2 separate regions of the Mus musculus genome follow, and region 1 is linked to region 2. A link is a loop called in an ENCODE intact Hi-C map of the cell type or tissue named here. Cell type or tissue: gastrocnemius. All regions are shown on one strand. Links, peaks and the distances in the headings refer to the core of each region. The heading gives the core; the rest is flanking DNA. Region 1 has its middle 200 kb from the start of Sh3gl2. Region 2 has its middle 250 kb from the start of Adamtsl1.

What was found. Hi-C counts contacts between places; a loop is a spot of excess contacts. Peaks named below come from ENCODE experiments on the same cell type or tissue, not always from the same donor. Only the 100,000 strongest peaks of a DNase experiment are listed, where the experiment ranks them.
Region 1: it touches region 2 in a loop (11-fold over the local background); 32 of 42 quality-filtered maps call a loop at or near these places.

Annotation. Positions count from the first base shown.
Region 1 is chr4:85,396,952-85,406,805 of GRCm38, forward strand. No RefSeq gene overlaps it. Among named protein-coding and RNA genes, the nearest start is that of Sh3gl2, 200 kb to the left of the region's middle. In gastrocnemius, for the core only: CTCF peaks have their summits at 6,069 (motif pointing right) and 7,997; DNase peaks (open chromatin) are centred at 5,575, 6,081, 8,009 and 8,539.
Region 2 is chr4:85,796,180-85,806,033 of GRCm38, forward strand. It overlaps a transcript of Adamtsl1 not described here. Among named protein-coding and RNA genes, the nearest start is that of Adamtsl1, 250 kb to the right of the region's middle. In gastrocnemius, for the core only: a CTCF peak has its summit at 5,823 (motif pointing left); a DNase peak (open chromatin) is centred at 5,826.

The DNA.
Region 1 (9,854 bases), core at 595-8,594, 400 kb before region 2:
CTTGATACAAACTAGATGACCTGGGAGGATGGAACATTAATTGATGAATTGGCCAGTGAGCATGTTTGTGAGTCATTTTCTTCACTGCTCATTAAGTGGAAGATCCAGCCCTCTGTGAACAATGCCACTACTGGTCTTGGGTTGTATAGGAAAGCAAGCTGGGCAATCCACGAAAAACAAACTAGTGAGTGGCCAGGAAGTTTCCCTGCTGCTGAATAGCTTTCATAGTACTTAAAGGTGCCATGTAGGTTTCTGGGGAGCAGATGTCATCAACAACCTTACCCAGCTGTGTCCCTTATAAGCTCAGTAATGACCAGCATAGGACCATGTGTTTCATGGTCTGTGTTTTAGTTGCTTTGTCTGGGTTCATGTCTTGAGTTCAGGTCTTGGCTTCTCTCAGTAATGGACTGTAACCTCTAAAATGTAAGAAACCCTTCCCTCCCCCAAGTTGTTTTTAGACAGTGTTTTATCATAGCAACAGAGAAGTGGTCAGTGAGAGATTCAGTCTCAAGAAAAATAAGATGGAGAGAAGTGAAGGAAGGAAGGTTCTTTATGAAACCTTCTGTATTACACACAGACACGTGGCACACGCATGCACGTGCTCGTGGGCACACACGCGCGCGCGCGCACAAACACACACACACACACACACACACACACACACACAGAGCCTTCTATTTTAATATGTCTTAAACAGCACAATTGCTGAGTCACAACCAAGCTTCCACGCTGCTAACACCTCCCCTCCGATACTTACGAATTATTACTTACTAAAAAATCCATATTCCGTCTTTGCTACCCCAAACCCAAATGGCGGGGCACCTGGGGCTGCTCCTCCCTGACTCTTACATGATTGTATGCTCTCCCTTCTACAGCTCCCAATCCTGCATCTTACTCCTTTCCTGGCAATATAAGCAACAAACCAAATCCAAAACACTACTGAAACCAATATCTTATGCTGGTCATTACTGAGCTTATAAGGAACACAGCTGGGTAAGGTTGTTGATGACATCCGCTCCCCAGAAACCTACATGGCACCTTTCAGTACTATGAACGCTATTTAGCAGCAGGGAAACTTCCTGGCCAGTACCAACTTGGTTTCTCCATTTCCTGAAACCAAATTGTGTGGTACCTTCAGCAACAGGGTCTTTCTATCAAGTTCTGGTGGACAGCCAATAGAAATGACAATAGCCTGTTTTGTTTTCAGGATGACTATACTACAAGTAAACAACTCAAAGAATGGTGTCCTACCTGGCACTGGAGTGTTTTGCTTGGCAACCCATGTCCTCTTGGAAAGGTATTAACACCTGGATAGTAGATTGTTTAACCCCTGCAGAGTGGCTTTTGAAAACATCCTTCATGTTAACAGCTATCCTCCTCCCAATCCTCCTCTGCGGTCCTCTCCCAGCTTGATATGTTTCTTTCTGTTTTCCCACTTGCAAAACAGTTGTTAATTATCCTTTGCCATGATGATCAAAATGCCTTCTAAAAATATTATGAACTAATGTTTCTAAGAGTTTCTTCACACTAGCCCTGGTCCTTTTGAGCAAGAGAGGATCCTAAAGCCATAGACTAGATGCTAGGGGCATGATTTTATTTTCTAAATTAAGAATGCTAAATTATTTAATTATAGTCTACATAACATACAAACTCCAACTAATAATAATTTCATAGAAAAAAATTTTAAATGTCAAGCCTGCTTGACAATCCATTCACGTTTAAGTTGTTTTCTGGTGTGTTTCCTTCCCTCATTACCTTTGGAGGTCATTGGGGGCTTCTTAGAGATCTAGCTTCCTAGTCTCCAGAGGCTCTGAGGCTGAGTTCTGATGAAAGGGCTGTGGGTATATTGATCCCATGGGCTGTGCTAGTGAATAGCAAACTCACGCTGTGCTTTTCAACATAGAGCTGAAGTCACTGGGCAGATGCTTCAGACTTCAGGCATGGATTTGTGCGAAGAAGCTGCTTCTCGCATGGGCAGGCGCGTGGAATGGACCTCAGGAGGACGTGGGGCAAGCACTTATTTATTTAACAATGGCTAAACACTCACTCAAGCAATGTGAGATGCCAGGTGGTGGAAAGGCATATAACATAGGCTAAAAAGGCCCCATCATCTGATCTATGTGCTTTCTGCATAGGTGAGCCGGGCTGAAGCTTGCACGTTTGTCTCAGTGTGTTTGACCTACTTTCAGCTGGTGTTCATCATGATGTTCAGCTTCACTGGGCCCTGACTCCTCGACGCAGTTATTTTCACTGTTGAGATCTTCCACATCTGGGAAACTCTGCTGCACTCTCAGTTCTTCTTCCCAGGATATTCTGAGAGACACCAAGGCTTCTCTTTCAACATGGCATAAGATAACCACTTTTTCTCTAGCATACTTGATCTTGTGGTGTAGGTCATCACAACAACACAGGAATCTTCACTGGGGAGACACTTTGCATTCAATATTTATGGCCACTGCTCACACATCTCAAAAAGATGCTAACTCCCAAGGTTAAATGGAACCGTTGTTGCAGGGTATTTGGTCATACTATGAACCCCGAGATTGTGTTGTTTACTGGAAAAAAATTGTTTCTAGTTGTGGTGTGGCTCATCTTAGTACACATCTTTAATTCCTCTGGCTGGAATACAGACACATCCTTAGTACGTACCTTTAATCCCAAACAGTGAAAGTAAAGTTAGTTTGTAGAAGGAAGCGTCCACGTTTGAAAGTGATGTCTAATTCTGAGGTAAGTGACAAATCAGAGAAAGATTCAACAGAACAACTCTCATGAGAACAGAGAAAGGAGAGGCTACTTAATCAGCTCGAGGGCGGGGCAGTTTTTACTGGAACAGTTGTACAGAGACAGGTTGCAGAGAGAGAACAAGCTAGACACAGGTGAGGAAAGAACAAGTCAGAGAATGAGAAGAAACCAGAAGATTAGGACATATTGCCAAAGTTAGTACGAGGCTGAGAGAGAGAAGCCAGATTGAGTCAGTCAGCTTGGAAAGGAGTTTGAGCCAGAGCAGCTGAATTGAATCAGCCAACCAGAGATCAATAATAAGAATCAGAGGCTTAAAACATTCTGTGCCTAGCTAAGACTGTATGGAGGGTAGAAGCTACCAGGCCTAGGTTAGCAGACAGAGACTGTTAGCCTTGGAGATGACAATTACATCAGGCAAATAAAAGTTACTTTTATATGCAGTGAATCTTTGGAAAGAACATCCAGTTGGCAGAGGTAATTGACTGCTAGGTGAAATTATAAATGGACAAGAGAATTTCAGGCTTGTCATGAGAGGAGACCATGAATATGGATAAATACTTCAAGTGATGATCCAACTCTCTGGCCCTGAGATTGTATAGCATTGAATTATTGTGAGCCAATTTAAAAGTTATACAGATCTTAAGTGCCAATCTCATCTTTAAAAGTCTTTCTAGCTATCACAGTCATGCGAAAGCATGCTGTGCTCCTACATTTTCATGGATGAGGTTGACTATGAACATTTGCATATGGGGAAACACAGCCACATGTAACTCTCACTTTTCATCATGTAGAAAAGTAAGCTTATTTGGGTCAAAAATAATGCAATTAGGCCACCATCTGTAGAGAGGAGTGATTTTCTGTGCATCAAGGGGAGAACAATGCTGGGCAGAAGAGAATTCCTCCCAGTAAAGGGGCCCAGGAACACTCCATGGGATGCCAGGTTGTCTGTGGGATAAATGCACAGGCTGTTGCCCACTCCCCAGGCCTAAAGGCTCCCAGTCTTTCCTAAAGAATGTGGGGTTCAACTGTAACTCTGTGGTTGGCAGCTAGAGTGTCCTACAGATATTTCGATGCTGTGGTAGAATCCTCACTAGAAATCAAGTCCTCCAGTATTGACTGGAATTAAATTTTCCGTTAAAGATTTTGATTTATGTTGCTTTAGAAAAAGCTATGATTTGAATTTGTTTGCAAGATCCCCATAGCATCCTGAGACCTGTCCCATCAGCTCTCACTCGACTTCCTCTCTTATGTCTAGCTCTTTCTCTTTAGTATGTGACTAGGACTATCCTTCACCAACCTTGAGAAAATAATTTCCTCTGCGCTCCAGGCATTCCCCAGTGTCTGTCAGGTTTTGTCCCTCCGTAGGCAGCTTCTGAACAGAGAAGTCACGTCTTCTCCACTCATCCCCTTGGCTTAATTCTGACCTCTGTGCTTAGCATGAGGACTCAGCACAGGACAAAGGTCACCTCAGCGTCCTTCCCTTACTGCTTGCTTATACCTTCAAACACACCCCTACCCTTTGTTCTCCTTCTGGAAGCTTCACTTTACCATTGTTGACGATTCTGTGCCCTTGCTAGTTCCTTTCTGTGGCTTTTCTTCCCATCTGTCTGTAAGGGATGATCATCACAAGGCAGGAATTTTAGTGAGGAGCTGAAGCAGAGCCCTCAGAGCCCACAGGAATGCTTCTCACTGGCTTTCTTCCTCTGGCTACTCAGAGAAAATGCCCCACAGACCAATCTGATGGCGGTAGTTCCTCCGTGGTGGTTCACATCCCAAGGAAGCCTAGGATTCTGTCAAGCTGACAGAAACTAATCAGTACACAATAGGATGTGAATGTGTTAGTGTATAGATAATGGGGGGATGGGGGGGAGAGAGAGAGACAAAGTGAGAGAAAGAGAGTAAATAACAGAATAAAGAGTGATGTAGGCCATAAAGTTTGTATTTTCTTCCATGACAAGAAATCCAAGGACAGGGGGACTTGGGTACTTCAACAACCCTGCTATGTCACCTAAGGCTCCATCCCCACAGCACTGGTAATGTTTCCAGTCACTGTCACCAGGCGAATTCAAGGCTACATCTCTACACAAGTAATGCAAGCAGATTGAAAGTGGTAATCTGTTTTCATGGGCATCTTGTTTGTGTCTGCTTTCTGGAAGAAACTATATCTTAGCCATCCCTGTGACAAATCCCCTTATATATAAACCACCGGTCAGGACTGGGTCACATAACCTTCTCTAGCCATAAGGTCATTTGGACAGTGAGTATCTGGTGCTTTCAGGAAGAGAAATCACGAAGAGAAAACAGCTTGGAGATTGGTTGGTAACTAGGCAAGCAAAAGTAATTACCCAAGCCTTCAAGTCTAGCCATGTTCTCTTCTGCACACATCTGCTTCTGCTTCATCTCAGGATGTAACTCCCATGTATGCTCTGTCTTCTTCATAGGTCCAAGTCAGTGACAGCTCAGGTATCATCTCACACATGTAGGTGCTGAGTCAGCGTCCACCTTGTATTCTAGACTGTCATGTTTTCTATTCTGTGTGCATCCACATTTCTCTTCCCCTGTCCTATGTGCATCCATACTTCTCTTCCCCACACTAACCCCTTGCAAACATGCTGAATGTTCACTGCTATTACAGCCATGTTCAAGTTTCTTTGGAGGAATTTTATGATGCCTAGTGTTAGCCTGGCCCGGGTTAGAGTCCTCTGAGCTGGGTGCCTCACCCAATGAACTACTCTGATTGCCAGACTTGGCATGGGAAGACCCACCCTGAGTGTAGCAGCCCAGATGCAAAGGCCAGGGCACAAGGAAGATGAGTGGCCTTCAGCTCTTGGCCTTCTGGCCTGCCACCTGTTTTAGCTTCCCTGGCTACTGCCACTGCTTTCGTTTTCTGGTATCAAAAGCAGTGTTTCTATGCTTTCGTTGTTGACAAGGATGAACAGCTCTGCAGGAACTTGCTAGAGATTTTTGGTGCCAGATTGGAATGTGAGGGCACCCAGCCTCCTGGACTCCGCATCTCTCTCAGCTGTCATCCTGTGAGAGACAGACATTGTGGGACTACTCCAGTTACTGAGGGATGAGATTCAAAGATAGTGCCTATGGCGCCCTCGGCCTCTCAGGTAGGAGCCAGCCATTGGTGCTATTTTAAAGTAATCTGATTTGATAAATTCTTTATATAAATTCATCCTATAAGTTCTGTTCTTCTCGAAAACCCCAGCTAATACAACTAGAAATGTGTTATAGCAGCTTCATTAGTTCAACGAAATGGTGGTTTCTTTGCGATCCTTCCTTCATTGTCCACTCTGGCCTTGTTAGGTACCATGGCCAGCAGAGGGCACTGTGGTCTTTGGCTAGAGTGTCCCGCTGTGAATATTTGATTCTGTAGCACCAAAGTTACTTCACTTTGATTTTGAGATTCCATCTGGAATCATGAGTTGTTTATTTGAAGCTAGATTTTTCCAGGTGAGTGCATCATGGGCTGTAAATAGAGGTCACTCAGAGTGAAGACAGGCCTGCACTTGCCTTTGAAATTTACTGCTAAATGACTGACACCAAATCCCCCACCTTGGGCAGAAAGGTGCAGATGCTGAGTTCCTGAGAGCAGCTCATGTGTCTAAGGAGGATGAGGTGGTGGACTGAAAATGCACTAACTCATTACGTGCTCCAAAGCTCGCTCCACTTCCTCATTCAGAGGGCTAGCACAGGTTAATCAGGGATGTTGTGAAGGGAGGCGTGTTGTGTCAATAGGTCTGGGTTAGGAAATAGTGTAGTCATTCTTTAATCAGTATTTGCCCACCTAGTATGTGCCTGACATTATTCTAGGTGCTGAGATTAACAGTTAAGCAGAGAACATCCAGTCGTTTTCATGGGAACACACACACACACACACACACACACACACACACACACATATATATATATATATATATATATATATATATATGTATGTATGTATGTATATATATATACGTATATGTATATATGTATGTATATATATATATATATATATATATATATATATATATTTCCAGGTTCTGAGATATTCGAAACAGTAGATATATAACCACATAATATCAGAGATAAAATCTTATGGAAAAAACAAAATAAGGCATGGTAAATTTTACTGTTTGGGGTATATACTATATCCCATAAAGGGTAAATCAGTCTAGACTTGCAGATTCAAAGAGATACTGACCTGGGCGAGTGCAGGCATATTCACAGGACTTGAAGAAAGCAACAGAAGCCAAAACAGGCAGTAAGGGAGGGGCTGCCAGGTCGGTCAAGCAATGGGAATTTTGCCTCAGAGTGAAGGAAGTTGAGGAACAAAGGGAGTGGCTACATCTGATTTGCTTTTCCAAAAACTAACTTGAGGGGTAGGGTAGCGGGGTCAGCCCAGGCTGACAGAAGACTATTTCTGATACCCCATGAGTGGTACCTTTGATGGAGTCACAGTGGCAGCTGGAGGTGGCACACAGGCTGTTGTTGGGAATTATAAAGGGCAAGTGAGGAGATTTTTTTTTAAAAGAATGGCTATTCTAAGGACATAAGAGAAAGAGAGTTGCTAAAGCAAGAGTTCTTTTTCTTTTTTTTTTTTATTTCCCTCCTCTTCCTTTTCTCTTCCTCATACTCTCCATCCTCCTTTCTATCTTTTGTCTTCTGAGACAATCTTATATAGTGAAGACTGGCAGGGAACTCATGGCCTAACTTAGGTGGATGCCTTGAACGTCTCACCCCCCACCCTCAACCCACTCTCCTCCATCTCTTTAGTGCTGGAGTCACAGAGGTGTGCTGCCGCAGTGGTCCAGCCTTTGTATTTGAAGATGTAGTCTCAGCAGAGGCTGAACTGCTCATCAACCTTAACACCCTTTTAGCACCCAGTGCCAACTAGCAGTGGACGACTACACAATGAGGCTCCCTCTGTCAGCCTGTGGTGGACAGCACTGTTCAGTTTGAATCATCTACAAGGCCCTACACAAACACCAGGGGTAAGGACCTGCTGGCCTCACCCCAGACTGTTTCAAATGGAATGACAATTTTCTTATCTTAGCAGAGACAAGTCGCTTTAAAAACAAAAACAAACAAAGAGCAAAAACCCAGTTTAACCTAAAAACAACAACAACAGCAACAACAAAACACTTTTTTGTTCCTCTGAAAAAGGCAACAAAACTCCAGGGTGGCGTTTGTCACTTTCAGACAAGTTATCAACACCCAGTCCCTGATCATGCCTTTGGGAATGCTGTCCCATACTTGTAATTCCTAAAGTGACCACTACGCGGCGCCCACACATCTGAATCTGAGGTGAGGTTTTCTCAGCCTCAGCCCTGACAAAAATAAAAGCTCAAGACAGCACCCAGTGGCTTCTTCCAGTCTACGGACATGAGCCTCTTTTAAGAATTATACCCAACAGCTTGGGGAGGATATTTGCAGAGGGATTCATCATGAAAAAGCCCATGTCTCTACCTTCTACCCAGTCACTTCTCAGCGTTTCCATGCTTCGGACCCCTCCTCTTTCTGATTCTTCACTTCTAAAATTTCCTCCCCATCTCAGGCCCGCCCTTCCACAGTCCTTTCCTTCCACCATTCCTCAGTGAACTTCTAAATCGTGTGTGTGTGTGTGTGTGTGTGTGTGTGTGTGTGTGTGTGTGTGTGTGTGTGGTTCATTCTCCCCTCTCATCGTTTAGAGGATAAACTGCGAACTTCAGTACCCTTGGGAACTTTGGCAGTGCTTGCTTTTGTATTGGTCCCATCTGTCCCTCAGCCCACTTCCAGCCTGCATTCTAACAGCCTTGGGTGTATGTGGGTTGCTTCAGCATGCATGCAGCTTGCCCTGCTCTGTGTCTGGAGAGTTCTTCCCTTCGCCTCTGGGCGTAGTACGCATGCTTCTAAAAGCTTGCATCCCATCCATCCATGGTACTCCCTTCCCGTGGTACCACAGTGACCTGCTAGTTCATACCTCCTGTGTCCATACATAGGACAGACACTAGAAACCAGGATGTTATTTGTTAGGGGACTATGTGTCAGTGACTCTTATAAGCTTTTTCCATTCATAATGGCATGCATAAACTATATGCAAAAATATTATTCATAAATTGTGCATAAGGGTTAATTCTTACTTCTTCTACCATATAGTTTTGGCAGTGCCAGCACCCAGGTGCTGCCACAGGGAACCTTGCAATGTTCTGTGAGAGTCCCTGTAAGAATTCTGAGAAGATACAATTGATAAGGTTTTGACAAATGCTCCTCTTTTAAAACCATGGGCTGTTCTGCAACTTCCCCCATATTAGTAAATCACCCATTTCCTATCAAGGGCCTATCTGACTTCCTGGCATTAACTGTCGGTTTAACATGTTTTGGATAGCAAACAGAAACATAATTAAATTACAAGTGTGCTATAAAGTTTTACTTACATATGTGCTAAAATAGCTCAGCTATTGTCTTCCCTTTCTCCTCTCTCTTGTGCAATTTAAAATAGTTTAGTAATTCCGGTATAAAAACAGAGAGCACAAGAAACATTTGCTTTTGCTCTGGCAGGTTTCAAGGGTTGCTGGAGTTTCTGTCCACTGTTGTACCGCGGAACATTGTGACTGACCACAGGGAATTGTGTGGATTCTGCTTTCTGCTTGTTCCTGATCTAGACTCTGAAGGATGGAACGTCTGCAGACACCTATGTAGCTCCGTATCTTCAAGAGAAAGGGGCTAACCTAATGCTACCAGAGAGCTCTGGGTGTCAAGAGAATAACAGGGCAAAAAGTATAGATTGTCAGATGGGTGATAGATTTTACAAATCTCCAGCAAGGAAACACACTCACTCCAGTGTCTGGATTGCAGCAGGCATGATTGGCTGAACACTCTAAAGAGGCAGAAGCACCCTGCTCGGAACCAGGCTGAGGGGAAGCATCAGAGGGGAGTAATTCTTAACATAAAACTAGGTGGTACCACCCAGATGCCTTCCAGTCAAACCCCAGAGAGTGTGGACCCAGTTCTTCCAGACAAGCAGCTAAATGACAAGTAGACATCACTGTCTTGGATCCTAAGAAGTCATCACACACACACACACACACACACACACACACACACACACACACACACACACTACCACAAAAGGAAGCCTTTTC
Region 2 (9,854 bases), core at 1,312-9,311:
CCATTTGCCAACAACTCAAGATGGCCTAGTCGGCCATCACTGGAAAGAGAGGCCCATTGGTCAGGCAAACTTTATATGCCCCAGTACAGGGGAACGCCAGTGCCAAAAAATGGGAATGGGTGGGTAGGGGAGCGGGGGTTGGGGGGAGGGTGTGGGGGACTTTTGGGATAGCATTGGAAATGTAATTGAGGAAAATACGTAATTAAAAAAAAAGATTTAACCCATTCCAGGGACTGGAGATTTTACTTGGTGTGTATACGTATGATGTGTAGTTAGCGTATTGTCTCCACCATTATATGTCAACTGCATTTAAAGTCCTTTTATATACTTTAAGAAAATTTTAAGAGTATTTGGTTTCCATATGGCTTTTGTAAAAAGCTTTAGTGTTCATTTTCTCTCCCTGTATACCCTTCTGTATCATTTTCCCAGAATCTTCTAAGTTCCCTTTCTATTTCCTGTTGCCTTTCTAGACTTCCAATCTCTGTAAATATTCTAGGTGTTACAACATATCTAAAGCTTAAAATATAGTATCCACATATAAGAGAAAACATGTAATGTTTGTCTTTCGGGGATGGGTTACCTCACTCAGGATGATTTCTTTTTCCTGGCTTCACACTTTTATTTTTCTTAATAGCTGAATAATATTCCATTGTGTGAATGTGTCACATTTTCATTATCTGTTCACCAGTTGATGATAGACATCTAGGCTGCTCTCAACTTCTGACTATTATGAACAAAGTAGCAATGGGATAGAGCAATTTGGATCCATGCCCAAGAGCAGTGCAGCTAGATTGTGTAATAACTCTATTTTCTTCTTTCTGAGGCCCCCACAGTTATTTACATATTTATTGTATTCATCTGCATCCCCCCCCCCAAAAATGGATGATGTTCCCCTTACTCCACATCCTTACCAGAATGAGGTTTCAGTTGTTTTAGTAGCAAATGTCTATTCTGGTAAGTTTAAGATAAAAATCTCAAAATAAGTTTTAATTTGGAAAACTGGTAGCTAAGGATTCTGAACGTTTTTTTTTCTCATACACTCTAAGAGTTCACTATTTAGTTCTATATCCCCTTTTAAATTGGTTTATTTGTTTCCTTGATGTTAAGTTTTCAAGTTCTTTGCATATAATAGGTACTAATCCTCTGTCAGATACATAATTGGGAAAGATTTTCCTCATTTTGTTGCCTGTCATTTTATATGAATGATGGTGTCCTTTGCTGTACACAGCCTTTGTAGTTTAATGAAGTGTTCAATTGGTGCCCCACAAGAACATCCTCTGCTACATATGCAGCTGGAGCCATGGGTCCCTTCATGTGTACTCTTTGGTTGGTGGTTTAGTCCCTGGGAGCTCTGGGTGGGTCTGGTTGTTGATATTGTTGTTCTTCCTATGGGGTTGCAAACCCCTTTAGCTCCTTCAGTCCTTTCTCTAACTGCTCCATTTGGGACCCTGTGCTCAGTCCAATGGTTGGCTGCGACCATCTGCCTCTGTATTTGTCAGGCTCTGGCAGAACCTCTCAGGAGGCAGCTATATCAGGCTCCTGTCAGCATGCATTTCTTGGCATCCACAATAGTGTCTGAGTTTCATGACTGTATATGGGATGAATCCCCAAGTGGGGCAGTCTCTGGATGGTCTTTCCCTCAGTCTATGCTCCACATTTTGTCTCTGTATTTCATCCCAAGAGTATTTTGTTTCCCCTTCTAAGGACCAAAGCATCAACACATAGTCTTTCTTCTTCTTGAGCTTCATGTGGTCTGTGAATTATAACTTGGGTAGTCTGAACATTTGGGCTAATATCCACTTATCAGTGAGTCCATATCATGTGTGTTATTTTGTGATTGGATTACCTCACTCAGGATGATATTTTCTAGTTCCATCCATTTGTCCAAGAATTTTGTAAATTCATTTTAAATAGCTGAGTAGTATTCTATTGTGTGAAATGTATCACATTTTCTGTATTCATTCCTCCATTGAGAGACATCTGGGTTCTTTACAACTTCTGGCTATTATAAATAAGGCTGTTGTGAAAGCAGTGGAGCATGTGTCCTTGTTATACATTGGAACATCTTTTCAAATGATGATGGTTCAACTAGAGGTTAGCATATAGAAGAATGCAAGTCAATCCATTATTATCTCCTTGTACAAAGCTCAAGTCCAAGTAGATCAAGAACCTCCACATAAAACCAGATACACTGATACTAATAGAAGAGAAAGTGGGGAAGAGCCTTGATCACATGGGCACAGGGGGAAATTTCCTGAACTGAACACCAATGGCTTATGCTCTAAGATTTGGGACCTCATAAAATTGCAAAGCTTCTGTAAAGGACACTGTTGATAGGATAAAACAGCAACCAACAGATTGGGAAATGATCTTTACCAATCCTACATCAGATAGAGGGGTAATATCCAATATAAACAAAGAACTCAAGAAGTTAGACTCCAGAGAATCAATTAACCCTATTTAAAAATGGGGTACAGAGCTAAACAAAGAATTCTCAACCGAGGAATACTGGATGACTGAAGCACCTAAAGAAATGTTCAACATCCTTAGTCATCAGGGAAATGCAAATTAAAACAACCCTGAGATTTTGCCTCACACCAGTCAAAATGGCTAAGATCAAAAACTCAAGTGACAGCAGATGCTGGTGAGGATATGGAGAAAGAGGAACACTCCTCCATTGCTGGTGGGATTGCAAGCTGGTAGAACCACTCTAGAAATCAGTCTGGTGGTTCCTCAGAAAATTGGACATAGTATTACCTGAGGACGCAGATATACCACTCTTGGGCATACACCCAATATATACTTCTTCATGCCTATAAGATGAAGAACTGTGGTTTGATGCTTGATATTTTAAATGCTCCAGGAGCAGAGGATTATGGCTTCCTCTCTATTTTCTGTTTTCTTTTTTACATCCTTTTAGGGACAAAAAGTATATTTGGTTCACATATTTGTGCAATGAATCTTAGGTCCTTTTGAAATAGCCTAGACTTTTAAAATAACAAGATAGAATAAATAAATAAATATTATACAATGTGGCTGTATGAGTATATAAAGATGGAACATTTAACAATAAAAACAGAAAGGGTAAAGAAATGTTGCAACCGTCGATGAAACACTGTATTCTCTGATGACAGCATAGGTCCTGGAGCCAGTCAGCATGTGCAAGCCACTGCAGTGTTGCTTTTCCAACTGGCTCTGTGTCTTTGTAAAAACTGATGTGTTCTGCAGAGCTTTCTGCTGTCTTGTCTCTGATATGGATGCTACTGAGCTCCATGCTGAATTGTGCTAAAACTGCTGTCAGTACATAACATGCTGTCTCATGTCTAGCAAAAGCTCCACAATTGGCAGCCGTTGACTAAAACAAATAAAACTATGAAATAATATATATTTCTGAATTATACACTGAGTCTCTAAGGTTCGACCAATGAGAGTAATCTTTTCCTTATGTGGGTGCCTATGATATTACTCATTAAAGGTACAGAAGGTTGTTTGACCCCTGGTGGCAGGATTCATGTGACAAGCTATCTTACTAAATGGGGCTACATCTACAGCCCATGAGTCTTTAGATCTGTGACAATCGGAAAGGTTCAGAGTCAACTAGATCTTTATGATAAAGACCTCACCAAACTGACATATGTAGAGAGTCCCTGAATAAATTTCTAAAGTGCCTTTGGTTGCAAAATTGCAGAGATCCCTAGAAAGTATCCTTTTCCTACAGAGGATGATCCCCTGTCCTTTTAGTATCTTAAGCCAGTAACAGCTCTGTGTGATTTTGAGCTTATCTTTGTCTATTTCTTTATACTTTGCAAATATGGCTTTAGATGATCCCTTGAAAATCAGATAATGAAACTTAAAGCAAATGTCCCCAGAGTAGCAATGTTGGAAAGAAGATATACATTTATCTCACTTTCAAGGGCAACTTTCAACAGAGTAGTTAATTGTGAAAGTGAGAACAAACTGCAGTTTCAAGTGCACCTGTTTTAGGACTGTGTTTCCAAACTAAATGTGAAACTGGATACATTATACACAACAGCAAAATCTATGCCATATTTTAGCCAATTCCTATTCCTTCATATTCCTACCTACTGATACTTCATTTAAGGTTTATCTTTAGAGAAAATTGCAACTATGTTTCTTGATGTCCTTTTAAAATCCATTTGTTTCTTGACATTTCCTTGAGTGCTTGTAATAGATTGTGTTTTTTCCCACTCTCGGGCTCTCCTCTCCCTCCCACCCTGGTCTAACTGTCCTCTACTGGACTCTTCTTTTCTCACACTACGTCTTGTTGGGTTGTTTAGTACTGCTGCCCCACTCCCACCCTTGAGGACAACCAGAGCTGTCTGGGTGACCAAGGACTTAGAACTGTCCTCCTCAGGAGCCTGGTGTACTCACCTGTGGGTATGCAACATTCCCCTAGAACCCACCACTAGTTAGTAGTTCAGCAGAGATGGGTAGGGCCCTGGGACCCTGCTTACTCACTTTTGAACATATGTGATAAGTCTAAAGAACAAGAGTATGCCCAGTCACGGTCTACCTCTAAGAGGTTCAATTTCTATCTAAATTTTTGTGTTTCTATCAGCACAGTAACTTTAGGTGTTGTTGAATGAATGTTCAGTAGAACACACAAATCTGATAAAGGGCAAGAAGTAAGGGTTGCAGGAAGAATAAAGAATAATAATTAATTAATTCTTCTGTTAGGACAACATGCCTACACAGTGAGACTAATTTTACTTCTGAGCTGGTGTTTCTTGAGTAACATAACTCAAGTGCCCATGATTGAAAATTGAAAAGCTTTAACATAGATCACGTTTATTATTGACTGTGTTAACAACCCCAACCCCCCAAAAAGTAATCACAGAAGATCAAATATTTTGTGCATCATGTTTGTTAATCAGCTAGACTCATCTCATTGGTCTTGTGGTACACTGGCCAGACTGAAATATAATCTTAAAGTTGTTGTAATCAGCCAGTATAATCTTTTATTTAAAGCTTCATATACAACCATAAATTCATATGTAAAGCTGTTAATATATAATATTCATTTCAAAAGTAGACAGGGTCCAAATTCTATCTCTATCTTTATATCATCTAGCTATATTAATATCTAATCTCTCTATATATTTTTTGGTTATATTTAGCAGTCTTCCACCCAAACCTACAGTGAGTTTCACCTTCTTAGTGCAGTTGATCCTCTGTAAATACAAGGTAAGATACTCTTCAACATCAAGAAAATCTTTGCATCTGTCACAGTACTAAAGAAACGTGAAGAGCATGTGAAAGGTTTGTTTTACCTTTTAAATATAATATCTGCTTCATGGTGCTAAATGCAAATCATACGCAGTGAGGTCTATGAACTAGAGTAGAGGTTGTGTGTTTACATGGATAGTGCCTTAAAACCATCAGTTCAGCCGACTTCAAGTCATGTAATACTTGACAGCTTATAATTTGACAAAATTCCCTGTCTCTCCCTTTCTCCCCTCCCCTTCTCTCCTCACTCTTTCTGTCTCTCTCCCCTCCCTCCTCCCTCCTTCCTTCCCTCCCTCCTTTCCTCAAACAATGTAAGTTACGAGCTTCTTTGCTGTCTCCAACGTATTTGGAATCTGGTCTTTTTCACCTGGTTGGAAGATAGACATACTTTGAGTTAACGTCCTTCTTGCTCTGTTTCTTTTCGAGTTCAGACAAAATATATTTGTAAATTAAGCAATTTGCTGCACTGAAGCAATGATACCAAGTGTCCATGACAGAGGCTGAAATGGAGTTTGCACCTCTCACACTGCTGTTCCTTGCCAAGGAGCCTGTGTGCTATGATCTGCAAGCGCCCTCTAGTGGCGATTGCCCTGTAGGAAGCGCTCAGCTTTAGCTGAAGTGAAGCTAAACAGGAGATCGAAGCTGGGACTCCCAGCAAGGGAAATGACTCCGCTGGAAAATGGGGCGATTTCTGTGCACAGTTTTGGAAGTCTGAAGAATAAAGCATTTTTTATAATGTCTCCACAGGGTCTTGGAGGTTTTCAACATGGAAAACTGTACTGAGAGGCCTAAAATGCTGAGTAGGGTCTAAAGACATGTAACTCTAATTAAAAAAAAAAATTATTTAACATCTTTGGAGGTTCTTTGTCTCATATTTTTTTGTTAGGTCCGTTTTCATATTTCTTTTTCCCTCCCTCCCTCCCTCTTTCTTTCTTTCTTTCTTTCTTTCTTTCTTTCTTTCTTTCTTTCTTTCTTTCCGTAACCTTGCAGGTCTTCTGCATAAACACAATTGCATCCAGTTTGTGTTTTTTATGGGTTTCCTGTATGTGTGAACATGTGTGTGTGTGTGTGTGTGTGTGTGTGTGTGTGTGTGTGTGTATCTATGTGTCTGTGTCCGTCTACCTGTCTATATGCTTCTCATGCTTTTTCTTCTGTTTGTTTGTTTTGTCCTATTCCAGTTTTGTTTGTTTTATCTTCTTTTATTATTATTCTTTAGATACCTGTTTGTTTTCTAACAAGAGACAGAAAGGATATGGATTTGGGTGAGAGTGAAGGTTGGAAGGATCTTGGAGGAATTGGGGGATGGGGAACTGTATTAGAATATGTAGTATGAAAGCAATCTATTTTCAATTTTAAAAAGAAATGAAAGAAGTAAAAATACAGAGAAATTTTAAGTGGTCACACTAAAATGGGAATTTTTAGAACAGAGGGCACAGTAAGGTAGCAGGTGCTCTGTAGGAGACAAAAAGGCTAGTCCTATTTAGGTGATGGAACGGAATCGAGAACAGTAGCAGGAAGCAATAAAAGATCCTCTTTTACTTGCAACAAACAAACAAACAAAAACCAAACAATTTAACTTTTGAACTATGTTATAGAAAAGAAACTAAGCCTGAATTTCGTGAGCTAGCTTTAAGCTCATTCCTCATGGTTGAGTGTTCTCTGTATCCTTTTCCTTCTGAGAGCCACACGAACCACTGGTCGCATCAGAGAACACAGCAGCACAATTTGAAGGGAATTTGAATTTTTTAATATGAAAAATAACGAGATGCTTAGTTGTACTGTTTATTATCATAAAATATATCCATAATTTAAATTTAATTCCCTTTAGTAGCTTATATTTAATTACTGTGGGCATTTGTTACCATGTTTAGCTTCCAATATGCTCAGAGTAATGACAGTCATTGGAATAATTCAGAAAGTACTCACCTTACTTCTGGATGTGCTCAATTCTGAATTTGTGTGTGTGCTTGACAGGGGCTGATGTAGCCCAGCTGACCTCAGACTTGGTATTTAGCTAAAGGAGGCTCTGAGCTTCGGGTCCTCCTGTCTCTACTTCCAGAGTACTGGAGCTGAAATAACTTTGACTGTTGTGTCCCAGGAAGCCAAAAACCAAAGGCTGGGACCAGGGCTTCGTGCATGCTAGAAACATTGCTCTAACTGAAAAGATCCTCATCCCCAAATGAAAGATTTCCATAAAAATCATCAAAGTGACCGTACAGCTACGTTTAGATACCCATTGGCAATGACAACTAAATACTATTAAACTACTTAGATTGAATAATAATAATAATAATAATAATAATAATAATAATAATAAAACAGCAGTTAAGAATGCACACTGCTCTTGCTTAAAACCTGAGTTCAGTTCTCAGGACCAATAACATAACTATCTGTAACTATCTATCATCACTATCATAACTCAGCTAAAGGAACTATATCTTCTGAACTATAAGGGCACTGAAATTTGTATGCACATATTCATACACACACCATTTAAAATAATAAAATAATTCTTTCTTTTAAAGTTGCAAAAACATTTCTGTCACATAACAAATAAATCAATAATAGTCAAAACTTATATTGAATCTGTACTACTTATATTGGTGTGAATTATTGCTTGCTATAAGTTACATTTGTGGTGTTTATTTGATAAAATGTTCAAGATATAAACCCATGGTTACTTTGATCAACATAGGTAAAAATATTTTAAAAATAGTTTCTAAGAGATACTTTTACTGCATGGGAGAAATGCATACAATGTAACCAAAGCAAGATAGCAAGCAGTGACATTGGTAAGCAGAGTTGTGTAAGAACTATAACTCCCTCTTTTATAGTCATCCTTTTCTGTCTCCCATACATCATGAAAAGTAGTGATAGAAATACTTTACTTATGTCCAGTGTTATTTTATGTGTAATCTTAACATCATTGACCTATTGAAAAAATTCTCAGATACATAACAATTAAAGGCAGTCAAGAATTTAATTATGTGCATGCTTGTCTGTGTCTGGAGCTGGAGTTAATTGTGGGCCAACGGACATGGGCATTAAAAAAAAAACATCTGGTCCTCTGCAAAGGCAATGCAGGCTCTGAACTGCTGAGCCATCTCCCCAACCCCAAAGTCAGACATTTTTGATGTTTCACTGATGGTCAATCATAAGAAAAATGTTATACTCTTTCAGTTTTTTCTGTTATGAAGGCCTATTTACCAAAGGAGTAAGTCTAACAATTTATTTAATGATATATTTACTTGCTGATGAACTTTTCTTTCTTTCTTTCTTTCTTTCTTTCTTTCTTTCTTTCTTTCTTTCTTTTTTAATTAGGTATTTTCTTCATTTACATTTCAAATGCTTTCCCAAAAGTCCCCCATACCCCACCCCCACTCCCCTACCCACCCACTCCCACTTCTTGGCCTTGTCGTTCCCCTGTACTGAGGCATATAAAGTTTGCAAGACCAAGGGGTCTCTCTTCCCAATGATGGCTGACTAGGCCACCTTCTGCTACATATGCAGCTAGAGACACGAGCTCCGGGGTTAGATTTGTGATGTGAGGGCTCCTGTGTGTCCTGGTTATCTGGATGTTAGGACTGAGCCCATCTCTGCACAAGAACTTAGCACAGGAGACCTGCAACTCCTGCAGACCATAGAAAACTAAGTCTCTGTCCTCTGAGTGGACAAGGAGCAGCAGGGCTCACCACTTTTACCTAATCATCACTGTTCATTCTAAGAGTCAGTGTTATCTGGCTTTGCTTCTCATACCTTTGTAAACACCATCAAGGATTCTGTGCTAAAACCTGTGATGAAACCACCCCCACCCCAACACCATCACCCCTACCTCTGATGAATCCCACCCCTAACACAATCACTGCTAGAAATTGAGCCATATTTACATTTAAAACCATTTCTCTACATACTCTTGAACTGAGACGTGGCTCTCTTTATTAAAAGAATCCCCAATGCAACAACATGCAATACTAAGTGAAGCACTGGACGCATGCTGCGAACAGTATCAAACCTCTGTTGTTCCATTTCACATGCACTCATTCAGCTTCCACCTCTGGCTGTGTTCTATTTGAACAAAGAAGCTGCCTTCAGTCTGAGACTAGAACGGATCTCGAAGCACACGTTTACTTAGTATTTCATTTTAATCGAACTGCAGGCAGGGATGAAAGAAGAAATCCTACCAGATGATAGCTGTTGATCAAACACATTTTTGTCACAACTAATTCTTTTGCACATGTGTTGAGTGCCTCTAAAAGAAACATATGAAAGAGCAATAACAGGATGAGGTTTATCATAAGGTGAGAGTGGAGCCAGCTCTACACACTTTAGAAGCCTGGCGATGGCGTCAAGTCCTCTGACAGGAAAGTTTGGAGCCAAGGAAGGAAAGCCAAGACAAGCCTGCCCTTATGCAACAGACTCAGGCACGCACATGCCATCATGCCTTCCTACAGTAATCCTGCATGCCCCCCTTTCTTGTTCTTTTAAGATGACAGGAATTTCATAATTCTGTTTTTATTAAATCATGTGTCTCTACCTTCTTTATTTTTAAACCCTGCCAAATTGAACAAAATAACTGCTGATGCCATATCCAGCAGCACCACCAAGTG